4 separate regions of the Homo sapiens genome follow, and regions 2, 3 and 4 are each linked to region 1. The links are chromatin contacts, found by Hi-C or POLR2A ChIA-PET in ENCODE. All regions are on one chromosome and are shown on one strand. The core of a region is the stretch at or near the end of the contact, and the rest is flanking DNA. Distances in the headings are between cores, read along the strand shown. Region 1 has its middle 34 kb from the start of GMPR. Region 2 overlaps JARID2 (jumonji and AT-rich interaction domain containing 2). Region 3 overlaps DTNBP1 (dystrobrevin binding protein 1). Region 4 overlaps DTNBP1 (dystrobrevin binding protein 1).

What was found. Hi-C counts contacts between places; a loop is a spot of excess contacts on that map. ChIA-PET counts read pairs that join two places held with the same protein, here RNA polymerase II (POLR2A). Pooled maps may share reads with other maps.
Region 2: a loop to region 1 is called in a map with no recorded cell type, with 10 times the contacts of the local background. The contact joins two enhancer-like sites. A Hi-C loop is called at or near these places in 1 of 168 maps with a recorded cell type or tissue (IMR-90), 1 of 37 single-sample maps with no recorded cell type and 4 of 50 pooled maps. POLR2A ChIA-PET finds 5 or more read pairs at or near these places in 1 of 52 experiments (WTC11).
Region 3: a loop to region 1 is called in a map of endothelial cell of umbilical vein, with 2.6 times the contacts of the local background. The contact joins two enhancer-like sites. A Hi-C loop is called at or near these places in 1 of 168 maps with a recorded cell type or tissue (endothelial cell of umbilical vein) and 1 of 50 pooled maps. POLR2A ChIA-PET finds 5 or more read pairs at or near these places in 2 of 52 experiments (BJ and GM12878).
Region 4: a loop to region 1 is called in a map of GM12878, with 3 times the contacts of the local background. The contact joins two enhancer-like sites. A Hi-C loop is called at or near these places in 1 of 168 maps with a recorded cell type or tissue (GM12878), 2 of 37 single-sample maps with no recorded cell type and 11 of 50 pooled maps. POLR2A ChIA-PET finds 5 or more read pairs at or near these places in 1 of 52 experiments (BJ).

What each region holds. Positions count from the first base shown.
Region 1 is chr6:16,201,946-16,207,903 of GRCh38, forward strand. It overlaps the pseudogene RNU6-1114P. Among named protein-coding and RNA genes, the nearest start is that of GMPR, 34 kb to the right of the region's middle. RefSeq lists enhancers at 3,580-3,669, 3,880-4,089. Within about 2 kb of position 3,565, at least 9 of the 41 ENCODE cell types and tissues checked have a DNase peak (open chromatin) inside an H3K27ac peak, as active enhancers do; they include GM12878, where a contact is called at or near this core.
Region 2 is chr6:15,357,043-15,363,000 of GRCh38, forward strand. The region is part of intron 1 of JARID2 (jumonji and AT-rich interaction domain containing 2); the gene reads left to right. Among named protein-coding and RNA genes, the nearest start is that of JARID2-AS1, 110 kb to the left of the region's middle. Within about 2 kb of position 2,474, at least 2 of the 41 ENCODE cell types and tissues checked have a DNase peak (open chromatin) inside an H3K27ac peak, as active enhancers do.
Region 3 is chr6:15,548,280-15,554,237 of GRCh38, forward strand. All of the region lies in intron 7 of DTNBP1 (dystrobrevin binding protein 1), which reads right to left. DTNBP1-AS1 (DTNBP1 antisense RNA 1) reads left to right here. Exons shown (of 3, transcript XR_007059478.1): 1 at 1-5,958. Among named protein-coding and RNA genes, the nearest start is that of DTNBP1-AS1, 5.2 kb to the left of the region's middle. RefSeq lists a silencer at 2,719-3,013 and an enhancer at 3,455-4,003. Within about 2 kb of position 3,597, at least 6 of the 41 ENCODE cell types and tissues checked have a DNase peak (open chromatin) inside an H3K27ac peak, as active enhancers do.
Region 4 is chr6:15,619,708-15,625,665 of GRCh38, forward strand. All of the region lies in intron 5 of DTNBP1 (dystrobrevin binding protein 1), which reads right to left. Among named protein-coding and RNA genes, the nearest start is that of DTNBP1, 40 kb to the right of the region's middle. RefSeq lists an enhancer at 2,048-2,147. Within about 2 kb of position 2,809, at least 20 of the 41 ENCODE cell types and tissues checked have a DNase peak (open chromatin) inside an H3K27ac peak, as active enhancers do; they include GM12878, where a contact is called at or near this core.

The DNA of each region.
Region 1 (5,958 bases), core at 2,315-4,814:
ACTGCCTGGTTAAAGGAGCTGAAGCACCTAATTCAAACTTCAGTGAGGGCTGATAACAGATATTCAGTTCCATAGACAGCTGAGATACAAATCTAGGCCTTCCCCAGGGCAATTAGGCAAGAATGAAATAAAAAGGAATCTATATTGGAAAGGAAGAAGTTAAACTATCTCTACTTTCAGATGACATAATCTTGGATATTAAAAAACCCTAAGGGGGCCGGGCGAGGTGTGTCACTCCTATAATCCCAGCACCAAGGTGGATGGATCGCTTGAGCTCAGGAGTTCAAGACCAGCCTGGGCAACATAAGAAGACCTCATCTCATTTTAAAAAGAAAAAATTAACAAGAAAAAATAAAACCTAAGGAATTCATTTAAAAACTGCTCAAATGAATAAATTTTTAAGCAAGGTTTTAGGATAAAAGATCAATACACAGGCTTAGTGCTCATGCCTGTAATCCCAGGACTTTGTGAGGCTGAGGCGGGTGGATCACCTGAGGTCAGGAGTTCGAGACCACGCTGGCCAATATGGTGAAACGCCGTCTCTACTAAAAATACAAAAAATTAGCTGGGTGTGGTGGCGGGTGCCTGTAATCCCAGCTACTCAGGAGGCTGAGGCAGGAGAATCGCTTGAACCCAGGAGGCCGAGGTTGCTGTGAGCCAAGATTGTGCCACTGCACTCCAGCCTGGATGACACAGCAAGACTCTGAATCAAAAAAAAAAAAAGACTTATTGTTGTTAAAATGGCAATACACCCTCAAGTTATTCAATAGATTCAATGCAATTCTTATCAAAATCCCAGCTGATTTCTTTGCAGAAATTGACAAGTTAATTGTAAAATTTATATCAAAATTCAAGAAACCCAGAAAAAACAAAATAATCTTCAACAAAGAACAAAATTGGAGGAGTCACACTTCCCAACTTCAACATGTGTACAAAGCCATAGTAATCAAAATAGTGTGGTCCTGGCATAGGGTAGATGTATATAGATCAGTGTAGTAGAATTGAGAGTCCAGAAATAAACTTTCACATTTACAGTTAATTGACTTTCAACAAGGGTGTCAAGACCATTCAGTGGAGAAAGAATAGTCTTTTCAACAAATGATCCTGGGACAACTGGATATACACATGTCAAAAAAAAAAAATGAAGCTGGACCTGTCTCACAATGTGTACAAATTCAGAATAGAGAAAAGACCAAAACGTAAGAGTTAATCCAATAAAACTCTTAGAAGAAAACAGGGGTGTAAATTTTCGTGACCTTGGACTTGACAATGGTTTCTTGGATATGACACCAAAAGCATGAGCAATTAAAGAAAAAAATAGATTAATTGCACACAATTCAGCTAAAAAACTTTTGTCCTTCCAAAGACACCATCAAGAAAATGAAGAGACAAGCCTACAATGAATAAGAGAAAAAATGTGCAGATAATATTACACGTATCACAGCTCAACACCAAAACACCAAATAACTAAAAAATGGGCAAAAATCTAAATAGACATTTCTCTAAGGAAGATAAATGCATGGCCAATAAGTGCATGAAAAGATGCTCAACATCATTAGCCATCAGGGAATGCAAATCAAAACCATAATTAAATGTCATCTCACACCCATTAAGATGGCTAAAATTTTTATGAAACAGAAATAACAAGTATTGACAAGGAAGTGGCAAAATTAGAACTCTCATACACTGCTCATTGGAATATATAATTAATTGTGCACCTCCATGGAATACTATATAACCATAAAAAAGAATGAGATCATGTCCTTTGCAGCAACATGGATGCAGCTGGAGGCTATTATTCTAAGTGAATTAAACACAGAAACAAAAAACCAAATACTACATGTTCTCACTTATAAGTCAGAGCTAAACATTGGGTACACATGGACATAAAGATGGGAACAATAGGCACTGGGAACTCCAAAGTGGTGAATGAGGATGGGAGGCAAGGGTTGAAAAACTACCTGTTAGGTACTATGTTCAGTATTTAGGTGATGGGTTCAGCAGAAACCCAAATCAGCATCATGCAATATATACATGTAACAAACCTGTACATGTACTCCCTGAATCTAAAATAAACATATTTTTTAAAATAAAATAAAGTGGTGCAGCTGCCTTCGAAAGCAGTCTGGCAGTTACATGAAAGGTTAAACACAAAGTTACTGTATGAGCCAGCAACTCTATTCTTAGGTATATACCCAAAAGAAATGAAAACATATGTTCACACATAAACTTGTCCACCAGTGTTCACAGAATATTGTTCATAAGAGCTAAAAGGTAGAAACGGCCCAAATGTCCATCAATGGACAAATGAATAAACACAGTATGGTATTTCCATATAATTGTATACTTTTTGGAAGTAAAAAGAAACGAAGTACTGATACATGCTACGGTATGGATGAACTTTGAAAAGATTATGCTAAGTGAAGGAAATCAGTCACTAAGTGAAGGAAGCCAGTCACTAAAGACAACATATTGTATTATTCCATTTATAAGAAATGTCCAGAATAGGCAAATCTGTAGAAACAGAGAGTAGATCATTGGTTGCCTAAGGCTGGAAGGAATCAGGGAAGGCCCTGAGGAGTGATGGCTGATAAATAAGGAGTGTGGCAGGTTTCTTTTTTGGGTTATAAAAATGTTTTAAAATTGGTGTGATGATGGCTGCACAACTCTATGAATATATGAAAAGCCACTGACTTGTACATTCTAAATTGGTGAATTGTATGATCTGTGAATTATGTCTCAATAAAGCCATTGGGAGACAATATAAATAAATACAATCCAGAGACATTGTCCTGTGGGTAAATACTAAATAGAATCATTAGGCTGGTCTCTGGATTTGTCTATTCAATGCTTTCATGTTGGTTTTCTTTATCTTCCAGCTCCAGAAAAGGCCTGTAGTTCCAGCTACTGGGGAGGCTGATGGAAGGATTGCATGAGCCTGGGAGGTCAAAGCTGCAGTGAGCTGTGATCGCACCACTGCACTCCAGCCTGGGTGACAGAGTGAGACCCAGTCTCAAAAAAAAAAAAAAAAAAAAAAAAAAAAAAGCAAGCAAGCAAGAAAGAAAAAAGTGCTCGTTTCAGCAGCACATATACTAAAAATTGGAATGATACGGAGAAGACTACCATGGCCTCTGAGCAAGAATGACACAAAAATCCTGCAAAATAAAAAGCCTGAGCAAAGTGACTTGCCCAGGATGCCACAGTTCACAGTGGTAGAACCACAACTGGAAACCAGGACTTTGACTCCCAGGCAGCTGCCCCTTCCACGAGTTCCATGTCCCATGTGCATGCTATGTTTGTACTGGGGTCAATGGCAACCGTCTTATTTGGATATTCTTATTTTCCTCTATGCCCTGAGAAACCTGGTTTGTAGACAGAAAAGGCTGATTTTTTGCTTCTAAAAGCTTAAGTTGACATTTTGTGTTGTTTTGTTTTGTTCTCCTGGCCCAGCCTAACAAGCATTCACATAGTAGACAACACATGCTTGCTGGACCTTACTTCCTGTCTGGTGACCCAGCTCCCTAGAGACTTGAATCTCAAATAAATGTTTCTGTCAGGAGGCTGAGCTCCCAGCTGTGCAAATTGGTCACAGATGTAATTGCATTTGCCCTCTGCCCTGGAAGAAAACATGCCTGTGGTTGGGGGTTTAGATGTCTCAGAATGAAAGACATTACTCCTGACTCTGGGTAATAGCCGTGACGCTCAAAATAAGCTGCCACAGAGACACGCCATAGTGTTGCCAGATGTACAGGGCTGTTGCTACCCAGAATCTGGATCTGCACAGCCAGTTACCAAACTGTGGCCATGTCATTGGCCAATCAGGCATAGTCAAGAACCTAGCTTTTCCACTGGCTCCTCATACTTTCAAACATAACTCCATCCCCTCTTCTCCTCTCCCTAATGCCCACAAGATCTCTGCAAAGAGCTCTAATTCCAAGTTCCCTGAATGGCAGACAATGGCAGCCCTAGGACATCTACACTGCACAGGCTGCAATTGCTAGAATCTAATTAAAATAAACATTGTAACAAGCTGCTGAGCCCCGCCCAGTGCCTCAGGAGTGCAGTGATGTGACACATCTCACTGCAGCCTCCACCTCCCACCCTCCAGCAATCCTCCTGCTTTGGCCTCCCAAAGAGTGGAAACTACAAGTGTGTGCCACTACACCTGGCTAATTTTTGTACTTTTTGTAGAGATGAAGTCTCGCCATGTTATCGAGGCTGGTCTTGAACTCCTGGGCTCAAGTGGTCCACCCACCTTGGTGTCCCAAAGTGTTGGAATTACAGGTCTGAGTTACTGAATCTGGCCAGATAGATATTTTAAACCCAGTATTTGTCTGCCTTTCTTCCTCAGTAGAATTTGAATGTACCAGGTGGCTGCTAGCTACACACCTGTGTAGGATGAGGCTTATCCTATATGTCTGCCCTATTTGTCTTGTTAAATCATATTATTATTCTGAACGCTTTCCTTCTAAAGCAGACAACCAAAGCATAGGGTATTAGCTCTTCTTAGTCCTTTTCCAATCCAAACATTTAGACTTCTTTCTGCTCACCCCTGGGCAGTATCACCCTCATCAATTTCCTCTTAATTGACTAGAATGAATTGTAACTATCCCCATCAGCAATCACATCTGTTAAGGATTGCAGAGTGCCATTGTTGTACGGGAAGAGCATTTCATTTGAGCCACCAAAAATTTACTAACGTGTGGACACAGGGACAGATACAGAGGATTGCAAACTCCAGTTTCTGAAAAACTCGATTCCAAAGCAAGGGAAAAGGTGCCCTCTAGTGGTAAACACAGCACACTACACCACAGCATCCTTATTCCAGACCGGAAGCCTGGCTATTTGAATCCTATTTTCTGTTTCTTCCAGAAACCCTGAGGTCCAGACAGGATGTGACACATGAAGGTTTAAGTGAATTAAAATAGGCTGCTGACATCTAAGGCCAGGAAGAAATAATGAGTACGGATCCACTTTCACTGAGAGCAACCATCTCTGCTAAGCCACTTCTTCAATTTGGTGGCAAGTAACCAACTATCTGGAATGAGCAAGAAATATTCCCTTCCGAATTCCTTGAAAAATGTGGGGCTTAATTTAGAATATTCAAGTTCTTTTGACATACGTACTAAGACTATACAGTTTTTATAAGTATTCTAAAAGCCCGTATAAATTACAGTTGATTGGGAACTTTTAATGTAATAATTGAGTCCTGACATAAGAGACAGTGCAATGCTCAGGAAATAATGCTGGCCTGAAAGCTTGGAGATATGGACTCCGTGACACAGCCTCTGCCACTAACTAGGTGACTTCGGGCAAGTCCTTCAACATCTCTGACCTCCGTTTTCCCGTTAACAAATGAAAGAATTGGACTAATAATTTCTAAGCTTTTTCAGCTCTAAAATGATCTAATTTGGCCAGGCGCGGTGGCTCATGCCTCTAATCCCAGCACTTTGGGAGGCCAACGTGGGTGGATCACCTGAGGTCAGGACTTTGAGACCAGCCTGGCCAACTTAGTGAAACCCCATCTCTACTAAAAATACAAAAATTAGCCAGGTGTGGTGGCGTGCACCTGTAGTCCCAGCTACTCGGGAGGCTGAGGCAGGAGAATCGCTTGAACCCGGGAGGCGGAGGTTGCAGTGAGCCAAGATTGCACCACTGCACTCCAGCCTGGCAACAGAGCGAGACTTCATCTCACATAAATAAATAAATAAATAATAAAATTATCTAACTTATAAAAACTCTTTTAGGAGAGTTATATTTTGAAATAATATCTTTTGGGGATTTGTGTGTATTTCCTTCATTAACCCCAGGGTACCCTCCCTTAGCCCACTACTAAATAAAAACCAAGATTCAGGACGGGCGCAGTGGCTCAATCCCAGCACTTTGAGAGGCTGAGGCTGGTGGGTTGCTTGGGCCAGGAGTTCAAGATTAGCCTGGCCAATATGTCAAACCCCATCT
Region 2 (5,958 bases), core at 1,224-3,723, 850 kb before region 1:
TTGTTCGTTTCACAGTTACTTGGCTATGTGTTCTAAGTACCTTTTGCTCAGTGCAGAGTGAAAGACCATCTCTAGGGAACGAAGCCTTACTGGCAAGACTAGGGGCTGCTGCAGCCAGATGTCCTTCATGGCCTAGGAAAGTCATGCGTTTTTTCATTGAGTATGTAAAGTCTTCATGAAGTACGCTGAATAAGTGCAGCCATAAGCATACATCACATGGGATTTTGCAGTAATGAAGTTAACAATTTTTACAACAGTGCAACTTTGGATCAAATAAAATACAGTACAATTTACACGGGCTTGGTTTCTGAGGCAAATGTGCCCTTATTTTTATGCTCTGAATTCATTCTTAGTCTTTAATCACAGGTTCATTATGGATGTGATTTAAACATTACATGTCAGTGAACATAAATTATAACTTCAAACTGATACTCAAAATGGGTCTAGTGTGGGTCTAGATGGACAACTGTCTTACATGTTCATTTAAGAGGTATTTGGAGACTGAAGCTGTTTGTAAAAGGGAAAAGTCTCTCTAAGCAAATGTTATTTATTGATTTTTTTTTTAATTCGCCAAGTTGAAAGACCCTTGGTCGAGAAATTCTGTATCAAATTTAGGGGAGATAATCAAAATATAGAAAAATAAGAAATCTTTTCTCAAATCTTTAAACTGTAGATGGTGGGATTTTAAAGAAACTCTTCTGTTTCTCCTGCAGAAAGTGAGCTGTTTCCGGATGCTATGTTGTGTCTTTTAGGACGACACTGGCATGCTGTATATCCTTGCAGCAGCCCTCTGCAGACCCACGGACACCCCCTTCTCTTGTTTAAACATCTTCCAGATGTGTTTCTTTGTATCACACTGACAAGCAATTCCACCGTCTTCTGAGTTTACTGTTGTCCATGTAATTTTGTTTATGATGTTTTTGTGCTGGTGGTTTTTATTGTGCTCTGCATTCTGACTCAGGAAGCCCATCTCCTTTTTCTATTTACGGTAATTACTAGAGAGCATTTTATTTTGGCCTCTGGGGCGTGTCTGCTGTGTTTCTTTGTGTGGGCATGTATGTTAAAATTGGAAAGTGTTTTCTTTGAGGTCAGGGCTTTTGTAAGGTGTTCTAAGAAGTTTGTCAAACCCCAACTAGCTTTAAAAAATTTTTTGTTTGTGTAATATAACCTGTTTACTATTTCTGCTTATAAGCGTTTCTATCATCAACTTTAATGTTAGTAGGAAGAAAAACTTTCTCATCTTCATATATTGACTTTAATTAGTGATTAGTTTCTGGTGATGAGATATATTGAATCAAAGATGGTCTGGTTTTTCCAATATCTCCTTTCTGCTATTATTAAATAAATGAAGAATCACAACAGAGTTTCCCGATACTGGTACTAACACACTGTTTTTGTGTTGTTGGTGGATTAGGACTGAATTACCTCTGACTCAGAGATTCAGGGTTAATGAGATTTTCATCATTGAGTTGGGGCAACCGAAGCTTTGAATGGATGATAGCAGATTGATTCTGTTTCTTGAAGCCAGTAGGTGCTCGTTTTATGTTTCAGTGAATGAAAACTTGTGTCCACTGTAACCTTTTTGCTTTTTCTGAGAATAGTGAATTCTCATTTTCAGAGAATTACTGTCAAGAAAAACATGTATCAAGCCATTCCGTGTGCTCTGTTTAAACAGTTACCTGGTTTCCTTAGTTACAAAGGTTTCCCTTCTTTCTCTCTACAGTTAGTTACTAAGCTTTTAACGCGTACCAGTCTTGATGTTAAGGAGTTGTCAGAATATAGATTTTTTCATGCCAGGAGGCTGATTTGGGAGATGGCGGGACTGAATTCTAGAGCAGCCATTCTGAGTTTATAAGATCTCTGGCACAGGCCATACCCCAACCAGTTAAGTCAATGTGAGGGTGAGGAAGTCATTAAGTGGTTTCCAGGGCGGCCATGCCTGACCACTAGTATTCTAGGAGAGTGCTCCCAGTGAGTGCTGCAGAAGCTTGAACACAAACCACCAGCAGTGGTGATAAGAAGACTTGTTAGAAAGGTAGGAATGTAGCTTTCTAGGAAATGCAGTGAAGAATGTTTTAGGGAGAATCTTTGCTTCAGGAGCTCAAGGATTATGGAAGAAGAAATTCAAACCACAGTGTGTAGGTATAGCAGCATGGTGTGACTCGCAGGTTGGTAAATAAAAACTTTTCTGAGTGGGAATGATTTTCTGCAGTCTCCCTGCAAGTCGTAGGGTTTACTCCTTTGGATGTTGCGCTGCTGTATACTTTACTGTCCCAACAGCTTTTCTGACGGTATGTCCTGCCCCTGATGTGGCATCCAGAGGTTGCTCTTCTGGATTCTTCCTGGATTCATTGACTGGAGAGAAAGTTCATTTCACTGCCACACACATATTTTTGATTTGCGGCCGCCTGAAACCTGAATAGTCTTGGTGTTGCTCAGAGAGTATCTCATGACTATATTTTTAGCTACCCGCGTGGGCAGGCCCTAGGCAGTGTCACTTCACTCACTCGGCCCCTCATTTTTCTTATTTGCATTGAAAGCCTAAGTATAAATAAGGCTATCTGTGGGTAGCGGTGGGGGGTGTGTGTTAGAGAGAGGTGGGTAGGGTTGATTATAACCTCAGCGGGTATTAGAATTTCCCCACCAGCAGTGACAGATGGATTTCTTTTTCCTTTTTTTTTTTTATTTGAGATGGAGTCTCCCAGGCTGGATTGCAGTGGCACAATCTCTGCCTCCTGGGTTCGAGCAATTCTCCTGTCTCGGCGTCCTGAGTAGCTGGGACCACAGGCACCCGCCACCATGCCTTGCTAATTTTTGTGTTCTTAGTAGAGATGGCATTTCACTGTCCTGGTCAGGTTGGTCTTGAACCCCTGACCTCAGGTGATCTATCTTCCTCGGCCTTCCAAAGTTTTGGGATTACAGGCGTGAGCCACCACGTCTGGCCGACTGATGAATTTCTAAGTCCTCCACTGTTACATTAGCAAAACCAAAACCTCATCTCTTATGAGTTAGGGCTTGTGATGTCAAATGTAGATTTTCAGAGAATGGCTCTTGAGTAATTTCTCTTTCTATCCAAGACTCTTCTGTGTTAGTCATTCTTTATATTTTATTTATTTCTATTTTATTCCTTTATAATATTTAATTAATTAATTTTTTTTGAGACTGAGTCTCACTGTGTAGCCCAGGCTGAAGTGCAGTGGCATGATCTCAGTTCACGGCAATGCCTCCTGGGTCCTGGTTCAAGCAGTTTTCTTGCCTCAGCCTCCCAAATAGCTGGAATTACAGGCATGTGCCACCATGCCCAGCTAATTTTTGTATTTTTTGTAGAGACGGAGTTTCACCGTGTTGGCCTGGCTGGTCTTCAACTCCTGACCTCGTGATCTGCCCGCCTCGGCCTCCGAAAGTCCTGGGATTACAGGAGTGAGCCACTGTGCCCGGCCTATTTATCTTATTTTTATGAGACAGGGTCACACTCAGTTGCCCAAACTGGAGTATAGTGGCTCAATCATAGCTCACTGTAACCTCAGAATGCCTGTGTTCAAGCGATCTTCTCACCTCAGCCTCTTGAGTAGCTTGGACCACAGGAGTGTGCCGTCATGCCTAATTTTAAGTTTTTAACTAATTTTAAATTTTTGTTGTTGTAGAGATGAGGGTCTCTTGCTATATTGGCCAGGGCTGTCTTGGACTCCTGGGCTCAAGCAATCCTCCTACCTTAGCCTCCCAGTGTGTGAGAATTACAGACATGAGCCACTGCGCCCAACCTAGTCTTTCTTTTTTAAAGCATTGTTTTCCCAAAGGCTCTGAAAACCTTGTTAGCCAAAAAAAGGCACAGCAAGGTCCGCCAACCTTGACTTGACTTCACTCCTGACTTTTAAATCAATACATAAAGGCTTTTGTTTATTTTTTGTTATTTTGCTCTTCAGTAAATTAGGGCACCTAAATTTATATTCTGAGTTTCGATTAAAACCACCCAACTACATTCATGTCTCTGGACTGAACTTTGGTATTTTCTCTAAGGTCTGTAACAGGTAACAGCACATTGAAAAATTCAGTGGAGGTGACTCCATTTACTGAGTTGAAAACCTTTGGATGTATTCGACTCCCTTTTTTCACACACGCCACATCTAGTCTGTCAGCCTTCTCTTGGCCCAGTGTTGTAAATGTTCCAGAATTTAACCAGTTGTCAGTCTTTGGCACCACCCTGGTCCTCATCTCTTGTACAGGTAACTGCCTCAGCCTCCCTTGTTTTTCCACACCACTGTCCCCCATGATTTACCCTCAACACTGCAGTCAGTGCTCAAAGTCTGCTACTTCTTTGCTCCGAAGTCTCCAGTGGTTTCCCATTTAGAGCAAATTTCTTATCTCCCCCACTTCCTCCTCTGTCCTTTCACACACATCACCGAAGTGTAAATGGTAAATTTCTACATACATCCACTTTGCTTATAACACACCTTTTGTTTCTTGTATGATTGCAAACTGTAAGGATAGGAAGAATCGTAACTTTGCTTCTTGATAGCCATATTTGCTTTCCCTAGCAGCTTTAACTTAAAATGAAGTTGTATGTATGCCATACCACCTTTTTTTTTGGCGGGAGGGTGGGGTCAGTCCTCATGGCTTTGGGTAAGTGTGAATTTCTTCATTAAACCCCCAACTGCCACATTATTCCAGCGTCATAGAGCTAAACAACTGCAAGAAACCTCATTCTGCATAAAGGAAGAAATGTTGGAACTGGCTGGGATGCACGGACCAAAGAAGAGGTTCAGTTTTGTTTAGGTAGCTGAAACAATGGTGATTGTTGTAAAGTATTGTTAGAGGTAGAGTTAAATCTTGTCTTTGGATTGGGAGCCCCCTTTTTTTTTTTTTTTTTTTTTCCCTGAGATGGAGTCTTGATCTCCCAGGCTGGAGTGCAGTGGTGTGATCTCAGCTCACTGCAAACTCTGCCTTCTGGGTTCAAGTGATTCTCATGTCTTAGCCTCCAGAGTAGGTGGGACTACACATGTACCAGCATGCCCCACTAGTTTTTGTATTTTTAGTGGGTTCCGCCATGTTGGTCAGGCTGGTCTTGAACTCTTGACCTCAGGTGATCTGCGCCCCCCCCGCCTCCCAAAGTGCTGGAATTACAGACATGAGCTGCCCCACCAGGCCTGGAAGAGGAGTCATTTAATTTGTCGAAAATATATCAGTTTAAGTGTTATTGAGGTCTTCTCTCAGGGTTACATAGGATCATGCATTCTTTGCAATACAGAACGAACAGCCAGCCTTAGGTCAGTAAGTGAAACAGACATAGCTGGTAAATTAAGACTACTTGTTTATTTCTAGGTGCCAACACATTGGTATGAAAAAGAATTGAGAATGGACTTTTTATTCTTGTCTCTTGAGAAAGGCAACTCTATTTACCGTAGCATTACTGTTGAAGTCATGATCAGTATGCAGTTAGTAAACACTGGCATTTGTTTGGACACGGGGTCTGACGATGAGAGCTTTTGCCCCTATGAGATGCTCATACCTTATCAATTAGGGGTGTTGGTAGTTGTGTAGAAATTAAAGCCTGTAAGGGAAGTTAGGCTGATGATAGGTCTTTATGGGCTCTGCAAGGAAATTTGGAGTTTTCTTCTGAGATTCTGGGGAGCCATGGAAAGGCTTCAGTAGGGGAAGTGGTGACATGGATGGTGTCAAATTGCAGCGTGGCTGTGTTTGTAGAGAAAGAACGTGGGGTAGATGGTTGGAATTGGGATTAGTTGGTGGTAGAGACATTTTAGGAGATTTCTTGTCTTTGGAAAGAGATGAGATTTCTGGTTTAAATAGGTATCCAAGGAATTGAGAGACAGACAGGATTACCTGGATTTTGAAAGCAAATGTCAACAATGAGAAAAAAAGTGCCAAGTCCAGTTTCGGTTTCTAGACCAGAGTAGCCAGGAAGGTGGTGTGGAGAGGGTTGTGGTGGGGAGGGAGGAGATT
Region 3 (5,958 bases), core at 2,347-4,846, 650 kb before region 1:
TTATTCAACATAAATAATCACACATTTAAAAAGTTTTAAAAGCGTTCTACCTGCTATGGATTCATGGCCGTTCAACACAATCTATGTGTTAAAATAGATCAGACCCAGGATTCAGGTCAGCATTTGCTATTCTTAATCTCTAAGCTTAAACACACACAGACACACACACACACACACACACACACACACACACACACACACACCACAATTCTTCCCATGTATAACACATTTGGAAGGCAGGAAGGACGTTTTTTGCCAACAGAAAACTCTTAAGAACACAAAAACCAAAAGCATCCCCTTGTTTCCAACATTTTGATTTCAGTATATAAATGATGTTGATGGAATTTTCTCAGTAAGACAATTCTCATTTCTATGGTTATAGTGATTTAAATTGGCTGCTATGTTACAAAAGAATCTTGAGAAATATCTAAAAACTAAACTCATATAAAGAAATTTTGACATAGAGGAAAAAAAGAAGGCAGTTAATATGTCAGCACATCTAAACATAAGGCAATGTTAATTTAAAAAACAAAAAGAAAAAAGCCTGTTGAATAGTGATTGAACATAATATTAAAATCTATGGTTTGGGTTTTGTTATTTGTTTTAATCATGAGAGAAAAATCCTTCAGATGTAAAATTTAAGTTTTCATTAATTATTAAAAATGTATATTTTTCTATCTTATTCATTCAAGAACAAGCAACCACTTGACAAATGTGGACTAATTTTGACAGTAACCCCTCACTACCAGGAATGGAGAAATACACAAGCTTCAGTTGTTTTCTCATGATCCAGACTGCAAATAAAATGCAGTTGCAAATAATATCACCTACAATTTTGTTTAACTCCAAAGATCTGAGGGTCTCTAATTTGAGCATTACAATCAGAAAAACAAAGCTGATTTTCTTCTTTTTAAAGGGAACCTGAGACCGGGCATGGTGGCTCATGCCTGTAATCCGAGCACTTTGGGAGGCCGAGGCAGGCAGATCACAAGGTCAGCAGTTCGAGACCAGCCTGGCCAACATGGTGAAACCCTGTCTCTACTAAAAATACAAAAATTAGCCAGGCGTGGTGGCGGGTGCCTGTAATCCCAGCTAGTCGGGAGGCCGAGACAGGTGAGTCGCTTGAACCCAGGAGGCGGAGGCTGCAGTGAGCCGAGACCGCGCCATTGCACTCCAGCCTGGGCAACAGAGCAAGACTTTGTCTCAGGGATTAAAAAAAAAAAAAAAAAAAAAAAAAAGGGAACCGAAATATCGCAATCCAGAAACAGGCTGGATGTGGGTGGCAGGTGCAGTGGACGTGGTGTCCTGGCAGCTGCCCTTTCCGTCAGCCCTCCTAGCCACCTCTGGCACCCCCGCAGCAACTCTGGGCCTCCCCTGTTGAGGCTCATTGTCCTGTCCTCACTAGGTTGCATTATCTTTTTTTCTAGCATTTTATACTAAGCTAGCTGTCGACCAAACCGAAGCCTTGTGAAAAGTTTTAACAAGAGAAGATCCTTTCAACTCTTCAGAGCCAAGATTCAGTATTTTTAGGTTTAGTGTTTCCCAGGGACATTTGCATTTTCATAGGACACTACAGAATCTGAAAGGCCTTTGAAGCTCAAGGAAAAAAGCTACAGCAAGGAATCACTTTCAATCTTTTTGGGCAGGGCTCTTGCCCCTTGACCCAAGCCGTACCACCACCAGAGCTAGATCCTGACTACGCCAATCCCACCTCACTTCAAGAACTTCCTGTCCAAAGGTGAGGGAACCTGACTACTGATACCTGCAGCTCCCCACCGTCCATCAGTGTAGCTCCAGGAAATCAAAACCAGGTTTAAAATTTACCATTAGTGTAATGATTATCAACATTAATTAGAATTCAGATGCTAGATTTCCTTGGATTTTGAATGTCACTGAAGAACACTTAAAAATGTTCAAAACAATCACCTTTAGAGATGTTTCCACTCATACTGCCTTGATTTCAAATTAAGTAGTCCAAAAATTCTAATCTAGGACAACGAGTCTCAAACCTTTTCAAGTTTAAGAATGGGTATACTTTTTTGGCAATTTACGAGATAGTATGTGACAACAAAAATCTATTATGAATTCAGTAGCACTTTACATAGCTTTGAATTTTGTTTCCCACAACATTTACATATATTTCAAATAAAATACTGCATATACTTGCAATACAAAATATTTATCCAAAGCTCAACATGCTTTTGAGTTCAAAGGCCTCTTGTTATAAATATCCTCATGCCACCAGTTGGAAATATCCTGCCTCTAAAAGGTTCAGTGACAGCCAAATCTCAGCATGCTTGAAAGCTGATCATATCTGCTGGAAACCTCATTATTTCCAGAAAATATTTTTGAAATGGGGACATATCACTTTCAATTATAAGCTGTTGAAGGCTTATGAATAAGTGACTTATGAATAAATCAGTATTATGAATAGCTGTCTTGGTCCCCTCCCTCCTTCCACCAGGAGTCCTTCACTGCCAGCTAATGAGATGGGGATGAGAGGCAGATTCTGCCCCTCCCAGGCAGGCTGGTGTTGCAGCCCACAGGGATGACGGAAGATGGACCTGGAGAAGTTCCTGAGTCCACAAGCTGAGGAAGATGCTGCATGAGGAAGGTCGGAGCAGGGGAGCTGTCAATGTGGGGGCAGCATGCTGAGTCATCTGAATTTTGTCACCTTTCTTGAGATTTCACCAATTAGAGATTACATGTTTTAATATGTCCTTTTCAGTATGAAGAATACTATATTCAGGGGGCTCTGAGAAAACTAACATTCAAAGCTTAACATGAATTAGTTTATCAGGACCTCTCCCTTACTGCTTCTCTAAGATTAACTGCTCTATAGATGAAGGGGTAAATGAGCAGAAAGAGAGGTGATGTGAAAAAAAAAATGCAGCAGCTGGGAGACAGGACACCCCTGCTTGGGGCCCTCAGCAGGAGCTTTTGGCAAACCTGAAGGTATCAATGCCTTGGGACAAGGACGTGCAAAAGACAAGTATGAGATGCTGAAGATGTGCTACTTCTGATTCAAAATAGTGTTCAGAGATTTTACCCCTCACTCTTCCTGTTTTCTACTGGCTACAACAACCTTACGCTCAGTAAAGACGTATAAGAATAGCTTTGCAATGAAACTGCTATTCAGGAAGTATCCCTAGGAAGCCGCTTTTCCAGCTGCGGAAGAAGGACACACAGCCAACACCTGATGGTTCTCCAAAGAAGCCATGCCCTGACTTGTAATTGCCTTGACCCTTTGCTCAGACGCCTGCACTCAGCCAACTTCCACTCACCCTCCACATCTCAGCTCGACTGCCCCCTTCTCTGACAGGCCAGGGAGACCCAGGCTCTCTTTCCTCCACGCTCCCACATAGCTGGTACCTCTCCATTGCTACCACACACTTGCCCCCTATAGTTCCACTGGATGCCACGTTCCTCGAGAGCAAGCACTGTGTCTTTCAACATGGAAGCTTTAGTGCCTGTCATGGAGTTGGCGCTCGGCAACAGTCTGATGAAGGTACTGGTAGCAATCACTAAATGGGGACTGCACAGTAAACGCCAGATATCAGGAGCAGCCTCACAAGTACACAGGAGTAGGCCTTCAACTGGCTGCTTGATCGCAAAGCCACAGCCAGCAGTCACAGCAGGCCAGACGTTTGAGGTGCAGTGATGCAGAAGATAAACAGCACACAGCTCAGGAAACAGCAGCACAGCTGACGGGAAACACCAGCATGCCATTCTATGGGCTGGAAACAAACAAGTACAATCCTCATGGCTAAAAGTGGGAGCAGGAAGTGGCTACAAGGGGCTCTCAGGAACAGGCAACGGACAATGACATCAGACTGGTCCATGGAATCAGTGCAGGAGGTATCCAAAAACACCTGCACTTAAGATTCAGTTCAATAAAAAGTGACGTTACCCAAGGGCTATGGAAAAGCTGGCCAGGAAATCTGTAATGCATTAAAAATAGCATGCCAAAAATAAATCACATCCAAATGATCAATAAAATACACCCTCTGAACTCCTCCCCCAAATTCATACTCACAAAATGATGCCATGAACCTTTCTTTGGGGTTGACCACACCTGAAAGTAGGCAGAGAAGCTGAAGGAATATTGAGGGTTTATTTAGAATAGCACACAACCTATAAGCTGATATTATTTATTCAATGAAAGGTTTAACACATCCAAGATATTACAGGATTCCCTTACATGTACCCAATTAGTATGACAGCACAGCTGGGTGCAGTGGTTCATTCCTGTAATCCCAGCACTTTGGGAGGTCAAAGCAGGAGGACTGCTTGAGGCCAGGGGTTCAAGACCAGCCTGGCCAACATAGTGAGACCTCCTTTCTCTATTTTCTTGAAAAAAAGACAGCAAGTCATATACAAGAAGCCTATTATTTTGTAAGAAAAGTATAACTTATAAACTGAGCTAACATTCCTAAAATAAGACCCATATGGTTTTGAAAACTGTGATGTGATAATGTCCTTTTCATGAACTCTCCTGATAACACATGTTGATATTCCTTAGGATGAAGATTTGCCCATCAATTCAATACACAGAAATAAATTATTTTCATGGAATACTTTCAGGTCTTCTATGTTCTAAGCACAAAGTAGAAACTCAAAAGTGATTGTGAAATGAGTGAACAACGATTAATTAAAAAAATAAGAGTAAGAGGGTATAAGATTCAGGAAATACCCCCTTAAGGAAAAAGTTTCATCTAAGCTCAAACAATCATTTTATTTCATTGCTTAGTTTTTTGGTGTACGATCATCAACAGGAGAGGGGAGAAAAATCCAAAAACTCTTGCCAACTTATGAAAAAAGCAGTTTGCCTGAAAATCAAGTAAAACAAGTTGATGAAATGATTTGTAAAGTCAGGAATACTGCCCTGTTATATTTGCATTTCCTTTGTTTCTCATGAAGGGTTGCAGCCTGTAGGGTGGCCATTCTGACAGGCTGGGAAGCACAGCCTCAGGCCAGAAGCCAGACACAAACACTTTGAGGGAGGGGCAGAGGGAACAGAAATAGCATACAAAAAAGGTCCTGGATGAAAATACAAGATTTTTAGACATTTGAAAACATAAGCTTCATATTATGAAAGACGGTACCATACAAGATAGATATTGTTTTAAATTCAGATAAAATGGAACCACACAGCATTCCAGAGAGATGGTAAGTGGTAAGTGACTTGATTAGCATTTTGACATAAACTGTTTTAGGCCTTCCAAAGTCTTTTATCTATCTTTCCTCACATGCAGAGGAACAACTTCATTCTATTCTTCATGTGCAAAGCAGTTCAATGCTCTTGACAAGTGAGCTTTTTTTTTTTTGGCCTCAGACAGCTTTGCCATTTCTTAAATTTTCTTATAAAAGCCTATGTAGGTTCCTTAGAAGCAGACCCAGAGCCTGAAAGCTAATTCTTAAGTCGTTTTCATTTTTCTTTTTTCCTTCCTTTCCTAAGCCTAATTCCTTTTATTTATGATTTTGGGTGATGGGGTTCAGGACACAATACCCCAAAATATGGCACTGTGGCGTATTAGATATTTGAAGCTGAAAGAATCTGAGAAAACTGCAGAAACAGGAGGATCGCTCTCACCTTCCCCTTGCCCTTCTCCCCTGAGGCAGGCATAAAACCTAGGAAGGATCTTCTCATTTTCTCCTGAAGCAGGACACAAGATCCTCATGTGAGAGACGCCAACCCTACACATGGAGAGAAAGGACTCTATCTCAAATAAGAAGAAGATGCAGGGACACAGAGAGGAATCTGAACAAACAGAACTTGCTAAGTTCCCCCCAGTTGACTGCTATTACATCATACTCTTTGTCCAGTCATATTTCTACACAGCTGTCCACTCTTCATCAAGCCTAGCATGCAAATACATCAAGTTTCTGTCGCTTTGGGTCTTCATTTCTGAAGGCTCCCATGTCACATAAAACTTATATTAAATTTGTATGCTTTTT
Region 4 (5,958 bases), core at 1,559-4,058, 580 kb before region 1:
TAATTAATCTTTGTTTGATCCAAACAGCTATTAGATAATCCAGAAGTGTTGACATTTTCTCTTTTTATCCTCCTCTCAAGCATTTATCCTTTGAGTTAGAAACAATCCAATTACATTCTTTAAGTTATTTTAAAATATACAATTAAGTTATTATTGGCAATAGTTACCCTACTGTGCTATAAAATAGTAGGTCTTATTCCTTTTTTTTTTTTGACACTTTCTAATATCCTAAATTTTAACTCTATTAAATATTTGTGCTTATAAAAACTCCCTCTCCTCTCTGCTAGGGTGTAAGGCTTAAAAACATGAATTTGGTCGGGGGGGAATAACATTTTATTCAAAAGTGAAAATTTGATGACAAGCAGTTTAGCAGTTTTCTTCAGACATTTTAGGTACTGACTTTTATCATATTAATATATCACGGTAAATCTGGAAAAGGCTAATAATAATGTAGTTCATGGTGCTTTTGAATCTAGCTTCAGGGACCACATCAAACAGCTACTATATGTGATTATGGAACGCTTAAATGAAACAATTTGTAAAATCTAAATTTTAGCCAATAACTGTATTTAAGATTTTAAAGAATGTCATAAATGGTACATAAGGAGTTTATATGGGGGAATCAGGCAAAATGATGTACTGCCATTTATATATATATTTTTTTGTAGAGACGAGACCTCACTATGACCTGGCTGGTCTTGAACTCCTGGGCTTGAGCGATCTTCCTGCGTTGGCCTCCCAAAGTGCTGGAATTACAGGTGTGAGCCACCCCACCCAGCCTACATTGTTTTTTGTTTTATTAAATGAAAAACTGACTAGGAGATTCAGCTTGGGAGCTAGTACTCCTAGTACTAAAGAAGCAATATTCAGCTCATTCTGTTATAACTAGTCTGACATGGTCTTAAAATGTATAAAACACTATCATAGCTAATAGGATTATTTAAAAGGCTGTTTCATTTTGATTAGTGATAAAAACTAGAATAGTTAAATTTAATATAGACTCCATTTAACTCTAAGCTACTTGGTGCATTCAGTATCGTGCATGTATGCTTAGCATATGGGGGACGGGTTAAGAGCTAGGCTTTGAAGCACAAGCTTAAAAACCCAGCTCTGCTCCTGCCAGATGAGATGCAATGTGATACCTCGTCTGTGAAGAGAGAGCTAACAACACATATCTTGCAAAGCTGTTAAAAGGATTAAATGAGCCGAAGTACCTAAACTTAATACTTGACAGTAAATAATTAATGTTTGAATATAAAAAATAGAGAAAATTTTTAGATTAGCTAAGTTTTATATTTAATAAAAGTGATTGAAAACTAATAATTTCATTGACCAGTAATGATCATGATGTAAACAAGATCTATGGATCTATTAGATCAAAATGTCAACAACATTTTCATTTTTATCTTACAAACTTACACACCTATAAGTTATTTTCCAGGCTATAGTCTTAGACTTAAGATCTCCTACAGGTAAAAGGAATTAAATTTCAAATGATTTTTCTGAAAAGAAACTATGTAATGGAGCCAACAATTATTCTATGCTGGAAAATGTGTATGTTCTTTTTACCTCTTTAATCTTTATCTGGACAGATGGCAATTTCCATTTAGATTCTAGCTCTGTTGGTTGACTACAGAGCTAATGAGGCCAGGAACTTAAATGAGGTTGATCTCTAGGCAGGCCAATTAATTTCTCACAGACAGAAATTCTGTTCTAGGTACAAATTGTACTTGCTGCCCTAGTCACTCTTTTGTTAATAACGTGGGGACCAGATGAAAACATGTGAGTGGTTTATCAACCTGGAATTCCTAATGAGAAACAAACTGTACATACTTCTGAATAGGACGGCCTCATGCTCTTGTGCTGAATGACAAATTTAGACTAAAAATGCTTGAAATAGTCCGTGGTCATTTTACTGCTAACACCAAATTCATATTTATGTTCTCCCCTTTAAAAAGCTTCACAGGCTCCCCAGCCCTTTCAAGTTAAACTCCTTATCATTCAGAGAGCTACTGCTCTCTGGCCACAAACTGTTTACTTCACTTCTTTCCTTCACATATTCTACATTACAGCAAAACAAGAGGAGTACTGAGCGTTGGTGCCTCCTCCTCCTTGCCTCTGCCTGTCCCTAACCCCGGCCTGTCTTTTCAGGCTTAGGCCAGTGGCAGCCCGCCCTCCTCCCACAGGGCTCCCTTCCTCTTCTGTGCTTCCCCAGACCTTTCAGCCTCACACAGGACTCACATTCTGACTGATATCATCCAACCAGTTGTGTACTCTCATATCTCTCAGGAATCAGTAAGGGCCTTAAAGGTGCAGACTGTATTTTTGCTTTTTTGCTATCCCCTAATAACCCTGTCTGTTGAATTCAATAAAGAATAATTTCTGGTGATAGAATGATTTTATTACTCTAACATGTAAAATAACTGAGAAGGCAAAACTATTCATGGTCATCTAGTTTAAATATTAAGAGACTATGCCAAATTTTGTAAAAGAATAAACATGAGCAGAGAACTTAGAAAACATTAAACAACATGATGATACTTTTAGTATATTAAACCAGGTCACATTATCAGTGACTTAAAACAGAAGAAATGATGAAAATTTTCCATTTTAACACTTAGCAGACTTGAAATCAGTAACAAAATATAAAATAATTGCATTGAAAAAAATAAAGGTTCATCCCCTTATATTAAACTTAAAAAAGCTCTTCATATAATAATGACAAGTACATACGTAATGTGTATTCCGAATATTTTATGTTGAATTTAAGTTAGCAGAAATTTAATTTCCCTGTCACAGCCTGCTCATTTCCTGTTGCAAAACAAGTTGCATATATGAGTACATTTGGTAACCAACTTAGGATGCATATACATAAAATACTAGCAGGCCTCCATGGACACAAATATACCTTTACAAGAAGCTCAAGCCTCACCATTTTGCTCGCTATAACAACCGCATATGTCTCATTTAGTGATCAGTGAAAGAGATAGGTAGAATTTTATTGTGAAAAGCCATTTGGGAATGCCTGACAGCTGTGCAAAAAAGAGCTTCACAAATTTTTGCAAGAAGGCCGTCCCAGAGGAAAAGCAATTCTGTTTGGAATTTTTCTTTGTGCCATTTGTTTCAAATACATATCATCTGTAGTGTAACCACTGATATATAAAGAATGAAGCAGCACACTAAAATTATTTCCCACTTAATGAGTTATTTTCTAACAAAATAATTAGCCTTATGGAACAAAGAACTCTCCTTGGCTGCAAACCCATAGGTCACAGAGGCCAGGTACTGAAAGACCACAAGACTGTTCAAATGCTTACGTTACACTTTTATGTACTAAGGTAATAAGGTAATGATGGTATGAATAAGGAAACTTTAAGAAGTACATTAACTTGCAAAAGCCATTATGGAACAAATGAGATCTATGTAGTAGCCTAAAAGGTGTCTAAGAGAATTAATGTGCCTCTTGAAGGGTCTAGCCTCAGAAAGGAACCTGGACATCTGATAATCTAGTCCATGAAAAACTGACAGAGCTATGATAATCTCTTTGTTAGATGCCCTCTAAAATTCTGTACAGAAAAAAGCAAAATAATACTGTATCAGGCTAGGTCAAACCAAAAGAAAAACACAAACTCAGTATACGGCTGCTATTCTCTTATATCTAAGAATTCTTATCTAAGAGTTAACAGCATCTTCTGGCTGGGTACAGTGGCTCAATCCTGTAATGCCAGAGCTTTGGGAGGCTGAGGCAGGAAGATCGCTTGAGTCCAGGAATAGTCTGAGGCTGCAGTGAGCTATGATCACATCACCATGCTACAGCCTGAACAACAGAGTGAGACTCTGTCTCTTAAAAAAATTAAAATTTTAAAACAAAAACAAAACCCAGAATCTTCTGTTCTAGATGAAGGGAACAGTCTTTTAAAAATAGGTCATATAAAATAAACTAAGAGAAAATTCAAAGACAAGGCTTTAACATTTTGAACTTCAATAAAGGAATAGGATTATACTACCCTCTAGTGGAAGTTCAAGATAATTCAGTATATACTTTTCAAACATATTTTTCCAGTTTTATGATTAAAAAGCACTGTGGTTTTTCACAGAATAAGAAAGTGCATAGAATCTGGATAAAAATATTCCATTGTATGCTTACACACCTTCAATGTACAGAATACTAATATCACCACATTGAATCTTGTGGTTTTGCATTCTAAACTGTTTTGCAGCACAAGCTAAACTGCCTAACATCCATCCAAACCCTCGTGTCACAGAATAATGGTTTTGTGAATTCGCAAAGGCTAGAGAGGCCCCCATTAGAACGTCAGCATCTTGATGGCAGGTGCCCAGCCTTGTTCACTGCTGTGTGTCCAGAGTCTGTACGCAGTGCGTGGTGCGTGGCAGATGCCCAGCATGTACCAGGCACTGTGCTAAGTGGTTACGTTTGTCATCTCCTTTAATCCTCCAAATACCTACAAGACAGGTATGCTCATCGTCATTTTGCAGACAAGAAAACTAAAGCTTGGAGCCATTGAGAAATCTGCACAGTTTTTAAAGTGAGGAAGTTGGATTGGGAGCCAAACCCGATCTGTCAGTTCATAGCCCTTGTTTTCCAGTTCCCAGCATACCCTTATTACTTATTTTTAAAACGACAAACCTTACCAGTAAGTATCAATTAAATAGGCTCCTGTAAGCTGGACTGAAGCCAATATGAATGGATCATCTGTTGTAACTTAACAATTCCCAAGGGGCTAGGTACCAGGAGCCATATTAATGAAGCCATGGGATAACACAGCTAAAAGCATCATCAAAAGTCCAAATTGCTCACATAACATAAATCCTTTGCCCTTCAATAAAAGCAGGGCCTCTAGAGAGCAAAGTAAGACCAAAAGAGTGAAGCAGCCTGGAAAATGGAGGGACTGACAGGATATGGTGTTACATTTGACAGTGAAAGGGCAACAAGTTCAAAGAAGTTAGGGGGACCCTGTGACTAAATATAATCGGTTACCATTTTCTTCTAAGTTTGTTTTTATTTTTTATTATTGCTTAACTATTTAAGCTTTGTAATATTATGTCAAGGTATTTGGGTAATAATAGGAGAGATTTTGAGGCTTCCAAAAAAAAAAACCCAGTAAATGAGTAAGCATTTAAAACACTAAATGTTTCCAAAATCTAAGACTGATACATAAATGCATCAAAATGAATTCATAAAGTACATTAATGGTACAGATACATGTTTACACAACTCACTCCATCAAATTTGGCTTCAAAGTGTTTGTTTTCCTACTGTAAAGAATATCGTCAGCAATGATTCTATAAAGCTTAAATTGCTTAGCTAAAAGCCTCATGATTTTAAAACAACTCTCTCTGGGCTTATTCTAGGCCAACAAATACTAACTAGGTCTCTAAAATTCCAAGTTTTGATATGCTATCTTCCACAGTCATTCATTACTAATTATAAATATCAGGCAAATAACAGCAATAGATTAAAACCCAAAGGAAGCATGTATTTCAAAGGCTAACAGATAATTCAGATTGGCAATATATATGAAAAGCAACCATCCAGACATACCTTCTAAAAAAAACTGAACTAACTCTCTAAAAAGAGCTCAATATCGGTTAGACATAGATGAGAGGAAAAAAATGACTCAAATTAATTTAGCAGTGATTAACCAGAACAGTATATCAGATAATGTTTTAGCTTTCATTTGTCTTTAGTGTTAGATGTTCTCAGATTACTAAAAAAGAGAGGATTCAAGTGAACATTTGGAAGGCCTACCTTGTGCATTTAAGAAGCCAAAATGCAGTTTCTGAAGAATAAGGTCATGTGTCACTAAACATCAAACATTTTTCAGGATATTAGAATCCTAATTGGGAACGAACATACAATATATTCTATGAAAGACTTATAGAGACTGCATTTTCTAAACAGAATTGACTATGAAAATAATGAGAACTGTGGCAGAA